Linked DNA regions of Homo sapiens: region 2 is linked to region 1. Evidence: read pairs that join two places in POLR2A ChIA-PET (ENCODE). Cell type or tissue: OCI-LY7. All regions are shown on one strand. Each heading gives the region's core, and the rest is flanking DNA. Links, peaks and the distances in the headings are about the cores only. Region 1 overlaps FCRL1 (Fc receptor like 1). Region 2 has its middle 15 kb from the start of CD5L.

Evidence for each region. Peaks named below come from ENCODE experiments on the same cell type or tissue, not always from the same donor. Only the 100,000 strongest peaks of a DNase experiment are listed, where the experiment ranks them.
Region 2: POLR2A ChIA-PET joins it to region 1 with 5 read pairs; 2 of 35 experiments call an interaction of 5 or more read pairs at or near these places.

What each region holds. Positions count from the first base shown.
Region 1 is chr1:157,805,188-157,808,106 of GRCh38, forward strand. FCRL1 (Fc receptor like 1) reads right to left here. Exons shown (of 11, transcript NM_052938.5): 2 at 1,915-1,935. Among named protein-coding and RNA genes, the nearest start is that of FCRL1, 13 kb to the right of the region's middle. RefSeq lists enhancers at 1,383-1,442, 1,473-1,522. In OCI-LY7, for the core only: no CTCF peak of the experiment used is centred there; DNase peaks (open chromatin) are centred at 964, 1,384, 1,734 and 2,247; H3K4me3 peaks cover 2,352 bases; H3K27ac peaks cover 2,500 bases.
Region 2 is chr1:157,855,119-157,858,037 of GRCh38, forward strand. No RefSeq gene overlaps it. Among named protein-coding and RNA genes, the nearest start is that of CD5L, 15 kb to the left of the region's middle. In OCI-LY7, for the core only: no CTCF peak of the experiment used is centred there; no DNase peak of the experiment used is centred there.

The sequences.
Region 1 (2,919 bases), core at 181-2,680:
AAATTGTGCTCTGCTCTCTCCTCGTCTCCCCAACTTGCAGCAGCCCATAAAAATGTCACAACCCCTAATAGCTATGGGCTGTGTGGGCATTTGTTTATCCAACCCTCAGAGCCTCTGCCCCTTGAAAAATATTATACTTTCCCTAAGACAAAACTTTATTCTTTCCTTACCAGATGAAAATGACAATTGCTTTGGATTACTAAAGGGTGAATTACTAGGAATTCAGCTTTTCGGCTGAAATGTGTTTTTTTGTTTTTGGAAACTTTTAAACATCAGTTCCATCCATAGTACCAGAATATTTGCTTTGTCCTGAGGCATGGAATATCTTAGAGTCACTGTCTTTCCTTGGAAAACTGTGGTCCCCAGAAGACTGACCAGTAGCACAGCTCTTGGAGCTAGGCAGGGCAATAAATAAAAAGGCATTTAGGCCAGGTGTGGTGGCTCACGGCTGTGATCCCAATACTTTGGGAGGCCGAGCCTGGTGGATCACCTGAGGTCAGGAGTTCAAAACCAGCCTGGCCAACACGGCAAAACTTCTCTCTACTAAAAACACAAAAATTAGCCAGGCGTGGTGGCATGAGTTTGTAGTCCCCAGCTACTCCAGAGGCTGAGGCAGGAGAATAACTTGAACCCAGGAGGCAGAGGTAGCAGTGAGCTGAGATCACACCACTGCACTCCAGCCTGGGCAACAGAGTGAGACTCTGTCTCAAAAAAGAAAGGCATTTAGCATTTGGGCATCTGTAACCCACTATTCTCAATGGGGCTAGGGTGGTAATGAAGTGGGAAACTGGACAGGGTGGATTGCAAGGGTCTGGAGCTCAGTCTTACAGCTCAGAGCTTGTTTCAGATAATTCTTAGATAGCAGAGACTATCTGGAAAATACCTGGTGACAGAAACTTGGTTTCTTCATCTTTGATATGGCTTTGGATTTCTGCTTAGGCTGAGATTGGGCACTTGGGTTTAGGGGTAAAGATGAGACCAGACACAAGGCATGCATGGTGTTAACACAAGTCATCAGTTATACTTGGACAAACATTAGATAAGGAACCTAGAAGGCTAGATTGACCCTGAATCTCTCTGAATCTTTCTGGTCACAGGAATTCCTAGGGAACTTGGGAACTTGTGTTCCCTACTTGCACTTGCAGCCGATGTTCTTGAGGTGGCAGGACAATCTCTTTTAACTCTGTGGCTAGTATTTTCTGCACAAGATAGCAATTTTTACATTTTATCATTGAGCTTGATCTAGTGAAGAGTCCTTCGTGGGGAAAGGGATTGCTTACTCTCCTTCTTTGGTAAAGGTAAGACTTTGAATCAGGACCAGTGCAATGAAGTAAGTTTGCATAAACCAGAGTCCGAAAGAGAAAATGAGCTGGGGTAACAGGTGTGGCTGCAGAGGAGAGCTAAAAATAGGAAGGAGGCAGCAGTACTACTTCATTCCACACATGTCTGGAGGATTCTCTCTAATGTTCTCCGTGGATGTGTGATTTTGGCATTTCCTTCATCACCCATGGTGACACACCCAGCTGAGAAGCACAACTGGGAATTGGAGCTCCTGAGGCTGGGAGGACAGAGATGCTTCTAGCATGAATCTTCAGCACCCTTTGCCTTCCTTGTGCAAACAGTGTCTCCCTCCCTGTGCTGGGACTTCCCGGAAGTAAGACTGTGTTCTTGAGAAGGTCAGAGCAAGACCTGTTCACCCCACTGAGCAGACACGTGTCAGGTGCAGAGACTGATGTGAAGACAGAGCAGCCCAGGCCCAAGGGAGCCACTGATGTTTGTACACCTCAGCAGCTGTCACCCTGATATGTTTTGGGCAGGAAGGGGCTGCTAAGACAGCAATCTGCAGGCCTCCTGTGCTGACCTAAGTAACAAAATACCCACAGACCTTGAAGAAGAAAAGGAAGTGCAACTCACCGGCAGGTTCACAGAGTGGAGCTGGGAGAGAATTCAGCAGAGATCAGTACAGAGCAGCAAATCCCACAAATCTCCAAAGTTTAAATCCTTTGAGAGCTTCCCCAACACCACACCCTCCATCCCCTGGACCCTCCCTGCATCTCTCTCTTCCTCCCTCTTTCCCTCTTTCTCTCTTCTCCCCTTCCTTCTTTCATCTTCTCTTCCTCCCTCCTTATCTTACCCCTGCTTCTTTTCTTCTTTCTCTCTGCTCCTTTTCCCATATTCTGCATCACCCACAGAGCACCTGCCCACAGAACAACACATCGTTCTTTTTTATGATCACAAAGTAATTGCCAATGACTTGTGTTGTCTGTGACTAGGAGGTGGCATCTTTGCTAACTACTTAGCAGCTCCTTCTTCAAGCTCCTCATTCCCATTCCCACCGCCTCCTTTCAAAAGTCTTGAGGATCCAGCTTTGGATTGACTCTCTCAAGGGAACAACAGAGTCAGGCAAGGAGAGTGCACAGCCTCATACTCAAGGCATAGAGACCCTTTGTTTACCAATTTCAGATCAGAGGAGGCTTAGGTCCAGAAAAGGAATTCAAATTTCTCCAAAAATTCTCTTCTATCCCAAGGACTTGACCATAATATTATGGCTCAATGATCAAGAAAAAATAATTCTGGGGAAAATGGAGGCTTTGTAGCTGGATGACACAGATTTGAGTACTGGCTCTTCCTCTTACAAGCTGTGTGACTGTGGGAGAAATGTTTCACCTCTCTGTGCTTTAGTTTCCTTGTCGGTAAAGTGTAGATAATTGTGGTACCTACCTCACAGAGTTTTTGTGAAGATTAAGGAGCTTAGACTAGTGCCTGGAATTTACTTATTCAGTAAATATTGTGTCATTACTATTATTTATTTTAGCCAAGCTTGGTTTGAGATACTTACTTTTTCTTAGGTTAAATGTTTACTTGAATAATTAGTTCCTTAGGTAGGAGAAAAGTGTCAATAGGAGAGAGCATAAAATC
Region 2 (2,919 bases), core at 420-2,919, 50 kb after region 1:
AAGACAAATAAGGGCAAATGTTTGTCCCAGCACTATTCACAATAGCAAAGACATAGAATTAACCTAAATGCCCATAAATGGTAGACTGGAGAAAGAAAATGTGGCACATATATACCATGGAATACTATGCAGCCATAAAAAAAGAACGAGATCATGTCCTTTGCAGCAACATGGGTGGAACTGGAGGCTATTATCCTAAGTGAATGAACACAGGAACAGAAAACCACCCCAATGCCACATGTTCTCACTTATAAGTGGGAGCTAAGCACTGAGTACACATGGACACAAAGAAGGGAACAATAGACACTAGGGCCTATTCAAGGATGTAAAGTGGAAGGAGGGTGGGGATTGAAAAAATATTTTTTGAGTACTATGCTTATTACCTGGGCAATGAAATAATCTGTACACCAAACCTCTGGTGACACACAACTTACCTATATAGGAAACCTGCACATGTACCCCTTGAACCTAAAATATAATTTGGAAGAAAAAAACAAAAATGAGATCAAGGTCTTGGTAAGGCCATGCTCTCTCTGAAGCCTCTAAAGGAGGATCCTTTCTTGCCTCCTCTAGCATCTCGCAGCCACAGAAGTTTCTTGGTTTGTAGATGCATGATTCTAATCTCTGCCTCCACCTTCATACAGCATTACCTCTATCATTTGTGTCAAGTTTTCTGTTTTCATAAGGATATCAGTCATATCGAATTAGAGTCTACTCTAATAAACTGACCTTAACTTGATTTCCTTTGCAAAGACTCTATTTCCAAATTAAGTCACATTCACAGGTATTGTGGGTCAGAACTTTAACATATCTTTTTGAAGAGTCATAACAGTGGAGCTCTGGAGACAAACCTGGCTGCACACTGTTTTTCCAGGTTGAATCTAGTAGTGGGGACTCTGCAAGAAAAGGGGTAAGACTGATTCACTCTCAGAAGATTCTCTCTCTTTGCCATACCTGCACGTCTGATCTGAATGTCAGAGGGCAAGCAAATGGTGAACATTGTCTTCTCAGTTAGGTAGCTGAGAATAGCAATGAGATTTACATCCTCCTGCAATTAAACAAAGCAACTGACTACTAGGGAAATCTTGGGGAAATTTCTGCCCAAGGAAACTAAGAAGCTTCATCCCATTAGGGCATGACGACTTGAATTTCAGATGCAAGGGGGAGATAGTGTGTATGTTTTTGTATCAGCTGGTAGCAACAGGGCAGTCCTTTTGCCCCATTTGTACAATATCCCCATGACGAAGGCAATTTTATTACTCTAAAATAAGTGAAACTTACTGAAATGACTAATAGACCTTAACTAGATGACAGAAGGTCAAGGTATAAATGAAAGATCCTTCCACATATTCAGAGTGTTGGAGTAGGAGGGAAACTTAGAAATCAACTAGCCCAGGAGTTTTCCTTCTGTAAGAAGAATGACCAGTTTCAGACCTGAATGAAGGAAAATGTTGTTGATACTGGGGACGATGTGTGGTAGAAGAGGAGAGAGAGAAAAATTAGTAGAGATTTTTGAGGCAAAGAGCCTTCCTCATGGTTCATTCATGACTATCCTTCCCTGCTTTGAAGGGGGCCTGATGGCAGCTTCTAGTCTGTGAATCATTCAGTAAGGACTCAATCTAATTCAGTTTCTTTCTCTTCAAATGGAAACTGAAGGCAAGAAAGATGCAATGACTTGGCAGGTGTCACACAGCGGGGTAGTGTCAGAGTTGCCTCTGGAACCCTGGATCCTGATTCTTTCTAGCTCATTGTGGTATCTTTCACCCACACCTTGTGACATAACACAAATCTGTAAGTGAGTCTTCCCAGCTTTTCATTAACTTCCCAATGTAATGAGAAGATTTTGATATAGTGGCTATGGGCACTGGATCAGGGAGCATTAATGTAGATTTCTGGAATCACGACCACCAATATCCACTTTGACTATCTTCCCTGTGTGTATTACAGCCTTCTTTTTGCACTGCTTTCTATAAGGACATTATATCAAGTGTTAATAGCTATTATATTGACATATTGCTTTACTGTGTGACCTTGAACAAATTAGATAATCTCTTTGGACCCCAGTTTTCTTTCTTGAACATTGACAAGTAATGTAACTGGTATATTAAACAAGCAAAACTCGTGCAACTTCTCTCTGCTAAGGTATGTTCACTTCTTTCCAAAAGTTGGCTCTCTCACATGGGTAACCTATATGTGTTCATGGAACACAAATTAAGCATTCTTTATTCCAATAAACTCTAGGAGAGCAAGGCCTAGAGGGTTGAATCATCTTAATAGCTTTATTCAGCCTTTATTCATGATTTAAAACAAAATAAAACAAAAAAACTCTCAATAAACTAAAAATGAAAGAAATTTTTTAAGTTGAGAAAGGATAATGATGAAGAACCTATAGTTATCACACTAAGATTAGGAAAGAATCAATAAATTCTATTCTCACTGCCTGTATTCTACATTGTGTTATCTGCCCTTGCCAGTGCAACGTGAAAAGACAAAAATTATAAAAGTCATAAAAATTGGAAAAATAAAGAGGTAAAACTGCCATTATTTGAAGACAACTTAGTTATGTTGATAGAAAATATATGACATTTATCAAAAAAACCTATCAGAAATAATAATTTATCAAAATTGGAGGATTTGAGGGCAAAATACAAAGTCAATTTCCTTTTAATAGGTTAGGAGCAAAGAAATGGGAAATAACATTTCAAAACAACACCATTTACAATAGCATCAACATATATTAAGTACCTAGGAAATGATCTAATGAAATATGTACAAAACTGCTGCACTGACAATGTCAAAGCATCACTGAGAGAAATTTAAAACCTAAATAAATGGGGAGTTATACCTTATTTGTAGATAGGCATATTCAAAAATGTTAGGAATCTATTCTCCCTAAATTGATCTATAGATTTAGTGCAA